Linked DNA regions of Mus musculus: region 2 is linked to region 1. Evidence: chromatin loops called from intact Hi-C (ENCODE). Cell type or tissue: left cerebral cortex. All regions are shown on one strand. Each heading gives the region's core, and the rest is flanking DNA. Links, peaks and the distances in the headings are about the cores only.

Evidence for each region. A loop is a pair of places that touch in the nucleus more often than their neighbours do. Peaks named below come from ENCODE experiments on the same cell type or tissue, not always from the same donor. Only the 100,000 strongest peaks of a DNase experiment are listed, where the experiment ranks them.
Region 2: it touches region 1 in a loop (3-fold over the local background); 6 of 42 quality-filtered maps call a loop at or near these places.

What each region holds. Positions count from the first base shown.
Region 1 is chr14:31,929,349-31,937,689 of GRCm38, forward strand. LOC102640059 (a long non-coding RNA gene) reads left to right here. Exons shown (of 5, transcript XR_874500.3): 1 at 1-1,239; 2 at 2,883-3,008. Among named protein-coding and RNA genes, the nearest start is that of Gm41125, 10 kb to the right of the region's middle. In left cerebral cortex, for the core only: no CTCF peak of the experiment used is centred there; DNase peaks (open chromatin) are centred at 1,256, 4,688 and 5,294; H3K4me3 peaks cover 1,334 bases; H3K27ac peaks cover 1,639 bases.
Region 2 is chr14:31,809,059-31,817,399 of GRCm38, forward strand. The region is part of intron 1 of Ankrd28 (ankyrin repeat domain 28); the gene reads right to left. Among named protein-coding and RNA genes, the nearest start is that of Ankrd28, 17 kb to the right of the region's middle. In left cerebral cortex, for the core only: no CTCF peak of the experiment used is centred there; no DNase peak of the experiment used is centred there.

The sequences.
Region 1 (8,341 bases), core at 169-8,168:
AATGAATAACAAAGGGCCCTTGACCTACCATTCCTTTTTCCCCAAGGGCAGAGCAGGTCGGTCCTGCGGGTATGGGCTGTGCCCATCATGTGGGAGAATGGAGAGAGTAGGAAGCTGGTTTCCTCATAGAGCCTGGCAATGGCAGGCTTAGGAATCTAGGACTGCCTGCCTGAGGCCACGCCTCTGCCCGAGGCCACGCCTCTGCCCGAGGCCACGCCTCTGCCCGAGGCCACGCCTCTGCCCGCCCTTGTACAGCTTCATGTTGAGGCTGCTTGTTTTCTGAGCTGACAGGAATCTGAGGCAGACTTGGTTGAATTCACCTGCAATCTTCTGAAAGTGTGACCAGGGTCTTAGCTACAAAGTAAGTTCTGGGTAAAAGGAAGCTTCTGATTGAGAGTTCAAATGCCCCTAAAGCCAAGACAGGTAAGAAAGCCCTTGGCTGCCTCCTGCGGTACAAGGATGGGAAGAGCTAGCTGATGTTCTGTTCTGGGGTAGCTGGATCTTTAACCAAATGACCACCATCATATCTGCGTTAAAAAAAAAAAAGCCAGCCACACCTTTATGCCTAGCACCCTGGAGGAAGAGGCAGGTGGATCTCTAGGAGCTGAAGGCTAAGCTTGGTCTACATAGTGAATTCCCAGACAACCAGAGAGCTATACAGGGAGACCTGCCTCAAAAAAGTGCTCCCCCCAAAAAACCCAAACACACACACACCAACTGCTGGTTTTAGGCAGGTTTGAAATATTTGAGGGCTCATTTCTTGCCATGTGTCTTACTTACATTTATGCCTTACATCTGTTTTGTAAAGTCCCAAGATATTTCAAGTCTTAAGGCCCTGTACTGGTATCTCAAGTTCTACCCGTATGGATTCAATGTGGCATGTTTTGCTCTTTCTCCAAATGTTTGAAGTGGGTTTGTCTCATTTACCTAATGCAATGTAACAAGTGACCTCAAAACTTTGAGGCTTAAAATAACAGTGGGTTGTTTCTGACCGGGTGGATCTTCTGCCTTAAGCTAGGGCGGTAAGGATCTGAAGTCTCCTGGAAGCCTGACCCGGGTCTGGGCTGGGGTTGGAACGGCTGGAATGCGGATGTTTTAGGAACTGGATGGACCTTGACTAGGAGTTGAATCAGGACTGTCTGCTGTGGACCTTGGTTCTTCTCTTCGTGGCAACTGCATGTGGCTTCCTGTATCGCCTCACAGCCTAGTGGCTGGCTTCCAAGAAGGACTATGCCAACAGTAAGCATTCCAAGATGGAGGAAGTGGAAGCTGCCAGAGCCATTAAGGGTCAGCTTGGAAACTGGCCAAGTATCACTTCCTCTGTATTTTATTAGTGAAAGCGCTGAGGAGCTGGCCTGCAGTTCGTGTAGGAGAGACCTGCAGAACAGCCTCTCCGAGGAATGTGTCCATCTGGGTCATTCAAATCGTAGTTGAGGATGTTTAAAAATAGCTGTTCTTTTGTTATCTCAGATAAACGAAACGTGAAATAAATAACCACGTGGCCCAGCAATCTCTCTTCTGGGTAAAGGGGTCGAAAGAAAGGCCTTGAAGATGCGTCTGCATACCCATGTTTATAGCTATGTTATTCACCATGGCCAAAAGGTGTAATGGGCCTCTTTTCCATTGGTGGGTGCATGGCTAAACAAAATATGATGCTGTCTTCATTCTTTTGGCCTACTATAACAAAATATCAGTGACTGGGTGGCTTATAAGCAAGAGAAGTTTGTTTCTTAATGTGATGGAGACAAGGCAATCTAAGATCTAAGTACAGGTAGATTTAGTTTCTGGTAAGAGCTCTCTTTGACTTTTCTCGTTACAGAATTTTTACACGGTGGCAAGTGTGAGCAATCTCTGTGTGGTATATTTCAATTCTACACTTGTCCCTTGTGATCCATCACCTCCCAAAGTCTCTGCCTCCTAATATTACTAGGATTTGTAATATTGGGTGCTAGGATTTCAGCATATAAATGTGTGGAGGAGACAAATGGTCAGACCACTGTAGACCTGTGTATACAGGGGCATATTGTTTATCCTTAAAATGAAGTGAAATTTGTAATGTGGATGAGACTGGAATGGACCTATGTTAGGTAAAAATAAGCTAAGGGGAAAGAAAAGAACATTGTGTGAGTCTCTTGATGGGCGGGCGGGGCTTAGAGCAGCCAAATCAGCAGACAGAAAGGACAGAGGTTACTAAGGGCTGGAGGAGAAGGGAATGGAAGTGACTGCTTTGGGTGTAGTTTCATTTGAGGACATAGATAAAAAATATTGTAACTGATTAATCTGCTGAACTGTACACTTAAAATACTTCAATGGTGAGTGAATTCATTATACATTTCTTATAAATGTACACAATAAAAACATTGTTCTGAATTATGTGTGAATATGACATTTTGATGTCACCTTTTTTTCCAGTATATTATAGCCATGTCAGCACTGACTTGTGTTATAGCACTAACTCCCTGTGCTGTTAAAAGGCTGTGGGCCAGAAGTGAGGGTACCTCACTTGGAAGCCTGTCATCTTGCAGACTCTCAGGCTCACTACATGTACTGTATCAGACCCTACAGCTTATTCAGAAGCCTGGATGCTGATGTACTTGCTCATGTGTGAGAAACACAGAATTACTTAGGCTTAGTGCTATGCTTTGTTTGTGGACACTCAAGTAAACAAATACATACTAGTTGTATTTTCCATTTTTCATTTTGGGATCATTTAACATTACTTAAACCCTTAAATATTTTCATTGGACTTTGAGATGTTCCTGGTCCTTGACACTGTGCCAGGAATGTCTGGGGAATGCCATTAGTAAGTCCTGGACACAGTCGCATCCTCTCTGGTCCTAACGCCTGTTTCTCCTCTCTATGGCTGTATTTCTTCCCATCAGCCCTCTGGTTTCCACTGGACTTCTTCCCTTTAAGGAGACTGCGAGGGAAGACTGAGACAATCGTGGCTGGAGCACGCCTTAAAGCAGACCTGATTTTTCCATAGGACACCTTGACCCAGTTCACAGGTGAGGGAGGCCAGGCCTTGTTCTTTCAGTGACTGAGTGATAGAGTTAACTGTTAAGCCTCCATTTCTTTCTTTATTATTATTTATTTATTTATTTATTTATTTATTTATTTATTGGTTTTTCGAGACAGGATTTCTCTGTATAGCCCTGGCTGTCCTGGAACTCACTTTCTAGACCAGGCTGGCCTCGAACTCAGAAATCTGCCTCCTGCCTCTGCCTCCTGAGTGCTGGGATTAAAGGCGTGCGCCACCACACCCGGTTTAAACCTCCATTTTAAACCACAACAATTTCCAGGAGTTTACCATGAATGCTGGAAACCACACATGTTAGTCTGTAGTTTAGTAGATTTTCTTTTCTTTTCTTTTCTTTTCTTTTTTCTTCTCTTCTCTTCTCTTCTCTTCCTTTCCTTTCCTTTCCTTTCCTTTCCTTTCCTTTCCTTTCCTTTCTTTTCTTTTCTTTCTTTTTTTTTTTTTCCCTTGGTTTTTCAGGCAGAGCTTCTCTGTCCTGTTCTTGGCTGTCTTGGAACTCGCTTTGTAGACCTGGATAACTTCAAACTCAGAGATCTACCTGCCTCTGCCTCCCAAGTACTGGGATTTAAGGTGAGCACCACCATTGCCTGACTATTCAGGTTTTCATATGATCTCAGACCCAAGGCCTAGATTCAGTAACAGTATATAATTGCTTGCTCCGATCCGGGGAATCTTCCCAGCACCACCAAGACCACACTGCCAGGTTTCTACTTTTGTAAATAGAATGAGGCAGAACTTTTTTTTTAAAAATAGCTAGAATTTTTAAAGTCAACTTTAAATTTATGAGATTCCTTATATTTCCAGTTTGGGGCTTTTACAAACAGCAGGTGGATATATCCCAGTGTTTCTGTGGGGAAGAAATTCCTGTCACATTTCTGTGTTCTGACCGTGGAATGGCTGGGTCAGAGGGGATGCCTAGGGTTAACCAAGCCATTTTCCATACGGTTACTCCCTCCCGTCCTAATAAAAAAGTGAATGTTCCCACCTCCTTTCTCTCTGAGGAGTCAGGACAAATTTCAAGCAAGACATTGCCCACACATGTAAGATTTACAAATTTCCATCAAAACGTTAGTACCAACACTTCAAACACAAACGCTCCAACTCCTTGGTGGCGTGGTGGCAGAGTGGAAAATCGAAGGATCAGATGACAGCTAGAAGGGAGGATGCAGAGGTTCTCCTTTGTTGCTGAGAGGGCTGGGGAGCCTTTTGCAAAAGCTGCTGCCAGTCAGGCTTGCCTGTCTTTGCAGGGCTAATTACCAAGCATTTGGGCAAGCAAGGGGGGTGGGGGTGGGGGGCGTGTGCACAGTGATACCGACTGAGGGAGCCATCACCAGGCTTAAGACTAATTAGAAATGCAAAGCGCTTAAATGCTCAATACCACCACCACCACCCGACAGGAAAAAACAAAAACAAAAACAAAACCTAAATAAATGACGACAACAACCACCACAAAACAAAACAACATCAAAACACCCCACCACTTCAGAATTCTAAAGTCAGCGGGCTTGTGTTGCGGGTTTAGGAGCAGGGATGCTTGCAAAAATCTGCCACTGCTGACTGAATCACACAGCGCCCACCCTACGTCATGCAGCCTCCCTCCCAATCAGGCACTGTGGATGAGTTTCCTTTGTGTCGCTCAGGATTTGGGGGGGGGGGGGGAAGCGTGTCAATTGCATTTCCAGGACGCCCTGGGCCCTAGCATACTAAATACGATCTTCCTCTGAGCTCACCGAGCAGAGAGGAGAAGACGCAAGGGTAATCCAGGCCCCATGCAGTGGTGGGTGGGGCAGAGCGGTACAAGTAAGCTTTGATCCCCGCTAGCTACAAACCACCACTTACACAGAGGGCATGCAAATTAGGTCCCAATTAATAGCGCTTAGTAGCATCTCCTGGAACCGCTCAAGGAGAAGCGGGGGGGGGGGGGGGGGAGGGCCGGGGGGGCGGGGAGAAAAGCTGGACTTATACACCCCATTGAAAAGGCTTATCTGGTCAGGAGAAAAATCCCTGGGCTAGGCTTGCCTTGCTGGGAGGGAAGAACCAAGCTGAGGCTGCTTAGGTGCCCTCCGGTCATCTGGAACAGTGTCCACATGGCTCCTGCTTGAGGCATGATTTGATGGGAGCCAACGATTCAGATGAGAACAAACTTCCCCGCTTCCCCTTTCTCCTGGGACCCTGAGTGGTCTAAGCCCTAATGAGTTCTGAAAGTGCAATCTTGAGTCTTCCCATCAGCCTCTGAGAGGCGAGGCCAGCACAACCCCAGGCTCGGAAGAAAGGGACTAAGCTGGGTGGGGGCTGGGAGGAGACTATTGTTTAATGGATTGCTGAAGAATTGCACTAATAGGCTTCTTGCTGTCTCTCTAGGATGGGGCTTCATCCCTTCCTAGCCATGTTGCTGAATAAAAATTTGAATGTCTAAAATACATTATAATATTACCTTAAGAGGCAATGATCAAAATATTTGAAACACAGTATAGTAACAAATGTCCTTAAGTAGCAAGAAATGCCAAACTCCGACGACTGTAATACTGTCAAACAGTAACCCCAGAGGCGCTATTCTGAGTCATTTATGATAACTGCAACAATAGTTATACTCACAGGTGCTGCCAGGGCTCTGGGATGTGTGAGTGTGTGTGTGTGTGTGTGTGTGTGTGTGTGTGTGTGTGTGTGCCTAGTTTCATGATTGAAGGAAATGCAAAATCAACCTTGGTTAGTGGTTAGGGAGAATAAAAACATAATTTCTTTCTTTTCAGTTTCACAAATTCCCTTTCTTTGCAACACCAGCTTCTACATTAAGAGTCCGGGCGGTGCTGGCACACGCCTTTAAACCCAGCACTCAGAAGGCAGAGGCAAATCTCTGTGAGTTTGAGGCCAGCCTGGTCTACAGAGCGAGTTCCAAGACAGCCAGGGCTACACAGAGAAATCCTGTCTCAAAACAAAACAAAACAAAACAAAACAAAACAAAACAAAACAAACAAACAAATTAAAAAAGAAGAAAAAGGTTTGCTGATAGCCAATCCCAAGGGAAGACTCTTGCTCTATGGAAATAGCAGGGAAGATAAATGTGTTAGTTATTTTGTGTCACTGTGAGAAAATTCCTAGTAGAAACTCCTGAGAGGAAAGAGTTATTCTGGCTCCTGACTTCAGAGGCTCTTGGTCTATCATTATTGAGTTCATGGTGACAGGACGTCAGGGTGGAAGCTCACCATGTCACACAGACCAGGAAGTGCTGCAGGATGTTTGATCACACTGTGACCCCCGAGATTGTGTTATTTACTGGAAAAACCTGTGTTTAGTTGTGGTGTGGATCAGCCTTAGCACACAGCTTTAAACCAAGGGCTTTCTGCTTGAATATTGTAAACAGGATTAAATAAAGTCAACCCTAGGTCAAGAGGCAGAGCAAGCAGCCAGTTGACAGGAAGCGAACATAGGATTATTAACAAAAAAACCATAGAGAGTAAGAGAGAATTAGGAGAAAGGATAGAGAGATGCACAGGAAGTAGAAGGGAGGACCATTCAGTTTGAAGCAGGTTTTTTGAGAGGGCTTGAGAGAGGGCATTCTGGTTGCTATGCCAGCTGAGGAAGAAGGTCAGCTGAGTGCTTTCTCTGCCTCTTTGAGCTATCTGGCTTTCACCCCAGCATCTGGCTCCTGAATCTTCATTGGTAAAATCAAACAATTGAGATTTTGTTAAATAATAACAAAGAAGTGATCAGGTGAAACCAAGGAAGGATTATAATCCTCAATGCCCACCCTACTGACCTACTTCTGGGAGCTCTGTGTCTCAAACGTTCCACACCCCACCTCCAAACATAATCCATCAGACAAGAAACTGTCACTCAAAATATCAATCAACCTGTCAGGACTTTAAGAATCTAAACTACAGCATTCTGCACCTGACACATCTCATAATGCAAAATACATTTAGTCCAACTTCAGGAGTCCTTATAGTCCTTTTTGTTGGGCAGGGGTGCTTGAGACAGGATCTCACTATGTAGCCTTGGCTGGCCTGGGGCTCACTGTGTAGACCAGGCTAGTCTTGAACTACCTGCTTCTGCCTCCTGAGTCCTGAGAACGAAGGAATACGTCCTTAGTGCACAGACCATGTCCCTAGAGTCTTACCAGTCCAATACTGTTCAAAGTCCAAAGCCTCTCCTGAGATTGAAGGCAAAGCCTTGACTGTGGGCCCCTATAAAATAAAAAAAGAAAATTATGTACTTCTAAAAATACAGTGGCAGAGTAAACATTTCTATTCCAAAAGGCAGGAACAGAATGCTGTCAACAAAAGACTGGGTTAAGCAAGGCTGAAACTCAGGGAGGCCAACAGTGAATCGGATAGTTCTGTGCTCAGAATCCTACACACAGCTCATGGTGATATGGGATGGAGGTACCAAGAGACTTGAGAAGCCCCGCCCCTATGGCCCTGTGCCTGCCACACAAATGTTGGCTTCTGTCCCATGTTCTTGGTATTTGCAACATCCTATAGTCTCCAGGACAACCTAGACTTCATCCTCAGTTAGGTACATAGTCCGTTCAGAGGGGCCTACCTGGAGGGGCTCTGATTGAGCTATTCACTGTAGGGGCCCCTCTCAAGCCTTGGTGCAATCCTCTGGGATTTGTAACTTTTTCATTTTGCATGCCTGAACACCAGAGCTCCATGGCCAGTGGCAGGTTCTGTCCTTAGCCTGAGAAGTATCCTGTCACCCTTGGACCATACTGCAGAATCCTCCAAGTGCCTGTATTTGAACTTGGGGAGACACTTTTTCAGTGCCTGTTTGCGCAAGAAATGACTAAGGATCTCTTTGGAAGGAAATCTCTCAATAAGTTCTCAGTTTTATACAAAGGACCCTTCAATGGTGGGGACAAGAAGGAGATTTTCCTATTGTCTAGTGTAAAGTGCAAGGTTCCTTGTGTGTATGTGTATGCTGTGTTTAGTGCATGCTTATGAGGGTTCAGGTACATGAGTCTGTATGTTTCTAGGTGGAGACCATTAGACATTTTTTTCTGTACTGGGTGTATCTCCTTACCTTGAGACAGAAACTGAACATGAAGTTTGCTCTTTCTGCTAGCTAATGGTCTCTTGGTATCCTCAAGTGTCTGTCTCCTGATGTTGGGGTCTTAGGTGTGCCCAGGATTTTTAAATGGGTGCTGGGGTTTTTAACACAGAATCTTCTGCTTGCACAGCAAATGCTATTATTTTTGTGTGTACGTGTGCACACATGGTGTGTGGATAGCTGTGGAGGTCAAAGGACAATTTTGTGGGGCTGGTTCTCTCCCTTCTACCACGAGGTAAGTTCTAGAGATTGAAC
Region 2 (8,341 bases), core at 149-8,148, 120 kb before region 1:
AAGCCCATCTTACTATCTGACATAAGCATCTCTAACTATGTCTGAGGTGGTGTTTTCTATCTGTAACTCAACAACCCAACCTTTCATATTATTTAACCTGTTCTTCACCTTTGGCTAGCAGCCCAGAATGCAAACTTGTGGGATCACTGCAGATGCTGTAATGTGAAATCTTAGTTGCCATTCTTTAAGATTGTTATTATTATTTGTGTATATATGTGTATTTGTATGGATTGTGTGTACAAGGGTGCCCATGAAGGCCAGATAATAGTGTTGGAGCCCTTGGAGCTGGAGTTATAAATGGCCGTGAGCTGCTAGACGTGGGTGCTAGGAACTGAACTCAAGTCCTCTGCAAGAGCAGGAAGTGTCCTTAACCGCTGCGCTGATACTCTAGACTCGTCTTCTTTCTCTCTCTCTCTCTCTCTCTCTCTCTCTCTCTCTCTCTTTAATGTAAGTACACTTTAGCTGTCCTCAGACACTCCAGAAGAGGGAGTCAGGTCTCGTTACGGATGGTTGTGAGCCACCATGTGGTTGCTGGGATTTGAACTCCTGACCTTCGGAAGAGCAGTCGGGTGCTCTTACCCACTAAGCCATCTCACCAGCCCTCTACCTTACTTTTTAAGAAAAGATTATCACTAAATCTAATTCACTATTTTGGTTAGACTAGTTGGCCAGAAAGCACTTGACCCTTAGCACTGGGTTACAGACACATATCATCATACCTGGCTTTTATATGTGCTGGGGAGCTAAAATCATGTTTATGCAGCAAGTACTGTACATGAACCATTTCCCCAGATGGTTCCTTGTTTGTTTGTTTATTTGTTTTTTGTTTGTTTGTTTGTTTTGTTGTTTTTCCGAGACAGGGCTTCTCTGTGTAGTCCTGGCTGTCCTGGAACTCACTCTGTATAGACCAGGCTAGTCTCAAACTCAGAAATCCGCCTGCCTCTGCCTCCCAAGTACTGGAATTAAAGGCGTGCGCCACCACTACCTGGCAGATGGTTCTTTATTAAAAGGAGTTGTTCCATTAAGGAACTGTCCCAATCACTGCAAAATCTGAACCACATTTCTGGCCTCTATCCAATAGATGGCAGTAGCACTTTTTCCTCTCTCACTTTTTAACAATCAAAGAATGCTCCCACATATTGCCAAAAATGAGCAAGAGGGGGAAAAAAGAAAAAGCTGGGAAGTGTTCTTGATGTAAACTGTCTGTTAAGATTTGACTTCACCTTTTTAACAAGAAAACAAAGCGGGGCTAGGTAGCTCAGAGCTTTTGCTACCTCGCTGAAGTTCAGTTCCCAACACTTACATGGTGTCTCACAACTGTCTGTAACTGTAGTTCTAGAGCATCTAACACCCTTTTCTGGCCTCTGTAAGCACCAGGCACACATATAGTACTCTTACATACCAGCAGACAACACACACACACACACACACACACATATACACACATATTTTTAAGTGAATAAACTCATTTTAAGTCCATCTGTCCACCTCTCCTAAACTTAATTACCAGATGATGGAGAACAATTATGTTTGGGTTCCTACATACAAGCACTATTTCAGTAGCAGTGACTAAGTCTTCCTTCTAGGAAATTCAGTCAGGCTACTAATTCCAAGTGAGTCAACATCTAACAGTGATCTTTCAGTAAAGACAGTATTTATCATGTGCTTCTTAGGTGCATTATTAAGCCACAGAGGGAAGACAAGCTCATCTAACCTTGAGACCAAGGTACACACGCCTTTAATCCCAGCACTCGGGAGGCAGAGGCAGGCGGATTTCTGAGTTCAAGGCCAGCCTGGTCTACAAAGTGAGTTCCAGGACAGCCAGGGCTATACAGAGAAACCCTGTCTCAAAAAACAAAAAAACCAAAAACAAAACAACAAAAAAAAATATAGGTGCTGGGTCATAGCATTCATCCATCCACCTTTATCTGAATGTCACTGTATGTAAAACATTGTTATAAATGATAATGGTGTATGGAAGCCGCAGCCCATATAAACATGTGTCAAAGAAATATTATCATTTCAGATAAGGCTACTGGGAAATAAAACAATAGGCTCTATTTCTCTATGTTCTTAGTATGTTCCATAGACATGTCTTTAAAGTACTGAATGTAATAGGTGAAAATGTTATTTTAATTTACATGTAGGAAAATCATGTCATATTTATGTGCTTAAATTCAAATTTCTTTGTTATGTATTTGGTGCTGGGCAAAATTTGACCTACCTCCCTTTCTGATATAATAAAGTTTAAGCTCAGGACTGAACAAATTCCCCACTGCTTCAAGTCTAACTTTTATTAGTCAAAAACAAAAAAGCAGTATGCTAAACTCCAAAGCCAGGAAAGTTTACCCAAAACCAACTTCTGGCCATTAGGGCAGTCCAAGATAAGGTCTTCTGCAGAAAACACTCAAAGTAGGTGGTGGTGCAAATAAATACCTTTGACACATACTGTTAACAGAATCTGACAAGACTAGAAGGGGGATGTTTCTCCCTTTCACTTTAGACATGAAGAACTGGCAGTACAAACTAGGAATTAATCAATTTTCTGACCAGTTTTTCCGTAGAAGCAAAGCAATGCCTCTTGAACATTTGTATGGATAAAAACTAGTGAATGGACAGCAAGTAACACTTCCTTGTCAGTGACAAAACTACCGACAGGTCACTACTAATATATGTTTAGCCTCTCCTTAAGAGAAAGATTAGACATCAAAGGATGTTTTGTTCCTTCAGTACATACAACCCCATTCCACGTATACAAACAGAAGACTATTCACTCTGTAATAGTGGTTCCCCCAACTGTTGTTGCAAAAGGATAAACTTCCACAATCCCTTCTAAAAATTCATTGAACTTTGCAAAAAAAAATGTATTTTTTAAATAAATAATGCATACATGTGTTTCCATATATGTTGGTGTACATGCACCCATATGTGCAAGTGCACATATGTGCACATGGAGGCCAGAAGACAACCTTAATTGTCACCCTCAAGAATGCCATCTCCTTTGAGACAGGCTCTTATAAGCTTAGAATTCATTAGTAAGGCTAAACTTGATGGCCAGCAAGCCCTAACCATCCTCCTGTCTTGCCTTAACTGGCACGTTTACGTGTGTTCTTGCCATACCTGGCACATTTACATGTGTTCTTGCCATACCTGGCACGTTTACATGTGTTCTTGCCATACCTGGCACGTTTACGTGTGTTCTTGCCATACCTGGCACGTTTACGTGTGTCTTGCCATACCTGGCACGTTTACATGTGTCTTGCCATACCTGGCACGATTACGTGTGTTCTTGCCATACCTGGCACGTTTACATGTGTTCTGGAGACAGAACTGAGATCTTCATGTTTGCAAGGCAAACACTGTACCTCCTGAGCCATCCCCACAACTCCCAAATCTCTAAATATTTATGCCTTCAAGTAACTATCTGGATGAAATTAGCCAAAATACTAAGGAAATAACAGAGAACGAGAGAGATTATCTTTCTACAGCTTCTCTAAACAAAGTCATTTCCTCAAAGCTCAAATAAAGGGATAATGAGCCTGGAGTCTCAAGAAACTTCTGACTGTTTGAAATGTTGAGACTGTTAGAGACTATGGAAAGTTTGGAAGTTGTCCTCACTGCATTCTGAGATGGCCATGGGCCTACAGGGCCCAGGAGTGAAAGTTGGTGATTTGAATGAAAAATGTTCCTTATGGGCTCAGGGATAAAAAGTCAAATACTAAAGGAAATTCTTCAGGACGAAGCCAGGTAGTAGCTGGAATTCATATGAAGAAAATGCAAAACAGCCAAAGACTACTGCAAATAAAAAGTGTAAATAGTACATCCTATTTTTATTCTCTCTCTAATGTAAAAGTGTATTGAAGGAAAGAAATATAACTGCACTATTGGGCTTTTATATAAAGATGTATATACATACAGAAACAAAGAAAAGGGGAGTTATATAATAAAAGCTGTATTAATGAAAAAAGAATGACAGTTGGTAGTTAACTTGAATCTAAGAATAAAGATTATAGGTTAATAAAAATATTATTAATCTTGCCTTACTCTTTAAATTGGTATATGCTATTGAAAGAAATAATTAAAAGACTGCCATGAGGTTATTATTAATGAACATAACATATATAACAATGATAGCACTAAGAAGGAGAGGAAATGAGTTAGCTACACTGAGACATTAATAGCATTCATATGTAGTACACTGCAATAAATAAGACAAGTGCTTAATACATGCAACAAAAAGACAAAAATAGTTTTTGAAAATCAAAGAAATCAAAAAATGATAAAATAGGAAGAGATATCACACACGAATTAAAAGATAACAGGATTAAGTCTGAAGATAAAGTTCACTGGTTAAGAAGTCACACTTCTCTTGCAGAGGAGCCAAGTTTGGTTCCCAGCACCCATACCTGGTATCTCACAGACACACATACTTTGGACATACCATCACTCACAAACACATACCCACACAGACACACATATATACACATACACTTAAAAATGAAAATTTTTTTAAATAAATGGACTAAGCACTCCTTTTAAAGAGGTTTAATTACATGAGGGCCAGTATGATGACACAGCACTTGTGCCACAAACCTGATTGTTGGGTCCCAACTCCAGATCTCACAATAGATGGAAAGTATAGATCCCAAAACTGTCCTCTGACCTCCACAGGTAAACCATATGACAAGCATATCCATACCAAAGATGCATCATAGATACACACACAAGATTTTTTTTAAAAAGACAGATTGTTTGACTGTATTCTAGAAAGAATACCCAATACGTTCAGGAATCCAAGGACTGGGGAAGCTGAAAATAGGAAGACCACTCGGTTCCAGACCAATGTGAGCTCTTGGTGAGGCCCTGTCTTAAAACGCACCACCCACACAGCAATACCAAATCATTGATGACAGTCCTAGAAGAGACACTTCAGATTCAAACTCATCATAAAAACAATGCTAAGAAACAATCACTGAAAATAAGATGTAAAGTTTTTTTTTTTAAAGGAGACAAAGGTATTTTATACTATTAAAACTCAATTAAGCAGAAAGGTTCAAATATAAATGTATGCACTTAATTAAAAATCCCCAAATAGGTAACATTTTTTTTAAAAAAATGATAGATGAAATTGCCAAGTTAAAGGTTATAAGCAGATGTCATTCCTGTCCGCAATAATAAAAGTATAGGCAGGAAATTAGAAAAGATAATGGGGATTTGAACTTCACTACCAACTAATCTGACCCAAAAGACACCTGAAAGAATCCAACAATACCAAAATGCAAACAAATGCTTGTTAAGTCCCATAGACCATTTTCCAAACCATGTCAATGATAAAAAGAACATCTCCAGTCATAATGTAGGTGACATAGAAATAAAAACCAAACAATATTTGAAAATCAAAATCCAAACAAACAAACAAACAAACAAAACTAGGGTCAAAAATGGCATCACAAAGTAACTCAGAATATATTTTAGGTTGGATAAAAATAAGACACAGCACAAGCTTAAGATACAATTAATGTTTATAGAAGGCAATCTATAACTAAATATGAAAAATTTCAAACCAATTTCTACCTTCAGAGTTTGAAAGAGAAAAGCAAGCTAAACCCAAAGCTAGAAGGAATGGTATTAGCTGGTTCTGCAGATCCAAAGCTGCAGGATCTATGACCCAGGGCAACACCAGGATATCCTAGAGGAGCCCTCAGGAGGATCAAGTATTGATAGCATAGCAGGAACCAGAGGCCTTGAAACAGACCAATGACTCACTGTAATGATCAAAGATGTGTGGCTAAAAGGGTGTATGGGACACACTGGGACACAATGCAGCTTGCATGAGATGTTTTGTTTATTTTTAATTTGCTTTTTGGGGGGAGGTTGCAAGGGTGGGAGGATACAAAGGGATGGGAAGATGATTGGAATTGGAGTGCATGATGCAAAATTAACAAAGAATCAGTACATTTTTAAAAAAAGACCTTTTCACAAATGCAGATACTCAAATATGATATATGACAATGAACTGTTTTCACTAATTACTGAAGTAAGTTGTATTTTTAAAGTTGTACTACAGTCAGTACATAGCACATTTAAGTAATAAACTGAATTCTGGCGAAAAAGCATGATAGAATATGCCTGGAATCTCTGCACTTGGAGCAGCTGAGGCAGAAGGATCTTAAGTTTAAGGACAGCCTATGCTATATTCAAAACAAACCAGAATAAACAAGACTAATCTGAGTACTATAATGAGCAATCCTACCTGTTTCTTTGTCCTGCCTGAGTATTACAGTATTGCTAACAGACATAGTATATATAGACACTAATATGGAACAATATGTAGGAAGGGGGTAAGAATTAAAAACAAAACTAAGGGATTATTTTTCTAAATTTCAGTTAATATAAGATTAAGAATATATTTGGGGGTAGGGGGAGAATGTTAATTTCCTTGAGCCAAGATAAAGAAGAGAGGGTTGAACTTATATAATGCCCAAGAACCTGTGTTCAATCTCCACAACAAGGAGGGGGAGGGGAGGAGAATGGCAAACTGTGAGAGTAACACCAGTAAGTAAAATTCTATTAGAGTAAATTTCAAGAAATCATCCCAACTTCACGCTTGGGTGTAATTAGCCACCTCTTTAGTGTTTCCCACTCACGGCTAAAATAATGGTCCATATCTAATTTCACTTCATTCCATCATAAAGCCGATACTTCCTTTATAGACGTAGCCCTAGTATCAAGGACCAACAGATAGCAGACATGAATTTATTTTTTTAATCCAACAATCAGGGTGTTTATTACATCCATTTCCATTAAAAGAATTACAAAGAAAACAATATACAAGACCTGGAAGTGTTGAAGACTTGCCTACCATACAAATGAGATTTTAAACACAAATAACACAAATCAAGGGAAACTGTTATCCCTAGAAAATAGTCCAAGGACTTATATTGATGGATATGGACACTACAACAGTTAAACTTCCCAAAGTATAAGGTTAGCACAACACTTATTTTTATTTCACACTTACTTAAATCCAAAACTCCAGGTTAATGAATGATCACCTCAGAGACTAAGGAAGCTGGAATCTACTCAAGCTGACAGAAGTTCAGGATATGAACCCATCATTTCTAAAGCTGTTCTGGCAACAAATGGGAAAAAGGATTATTCAAGGCAGGAAATAAAGTAACACTCAACACTTGGACTAAATTTTCTATCTCCTCCTCCTCCACCACCTCCGCCACCATCAAATGCACATATGAAGAAGCAGTAAGTATTAGTTAACTGTGGAAGTGATCTTTGGTCTGTGGGTCTAACTAGGTTCTCCCAATGTACATTCTAAGAAAAGCTTACAACAATGTATTTGATTATGACGGATACTCAATAATAATCCCTGTCTTAGGTACTGTAACTATTTGTATAAACTGAAAGCAGTGGAAGGAAAACTCTACTTTCAACCAAGGTCATGTTAGATAGAGTGTTTCTATTTTCCGGACTTTAAAACATTGTTTCTTAATCAGAGCAATTTATACCTAAGTTAAACAAAGCCCAAGAGAATATAGGTGCCACTGGCCAAAGCCTTTTCCCTTTGACCTGTGACAAGCAATCTCTAGAGGCTTTTTCCTACCTCCTGTGGCTTCTTAGAATTCCCTTTCCTCCACCCAGTCTATGTTCTCCATTGTAGTCTCTGATCATGAGCCCTTCTCATTCTCAAATAAATTTATTTACTTTGATTACTACCTCAAACACTCTTCTATGAAATCAGTCTCATATTTAACAGCTTACTCAAGTACATTTCAATGTTTACAAGTTCCAACTTCAATATTTCCAAAATAAAATTCATCTTACTGGCTAAGGTCAAGCCTTATTTCAAATGAATTTAACAGCCTACCAATTCCTGTACTCTTATCAATCCTCCAGAATTCATCCAAAATACAAATCTTGTATTGCCTGCTTTGGATAATTCAGTGATAATCCAGAATTAAGTTCCAAACCCCTAGAACGCAGACTCTCTATGACCTGGTCCCTCTCTCCACCACGGTCACTTCCTCACACTCCATGTGTCCTATGCTTGAACCATATATGTTAACATTCTGACTGGGGGACTGGGGAGGTGTCACTGAGACCAGGTCTTGCCATGTAGTCCTGGTTGGTCTGGTACTCACCATGGCTCAGACTGTCCTTGAATTTGCAGCAATCCTCTTGTCTCAACCTCCCAAATGCCTGGCCAGATTTCCTGCCAACAATTCTCCAAGTACATTCTTGTTATAGAATTCTGGCTATAGAATCTGATGCAAAATAAAATCAGTCGGTCAAAGGAATAATAAACTGTGTTACATCTGGAGTGAAT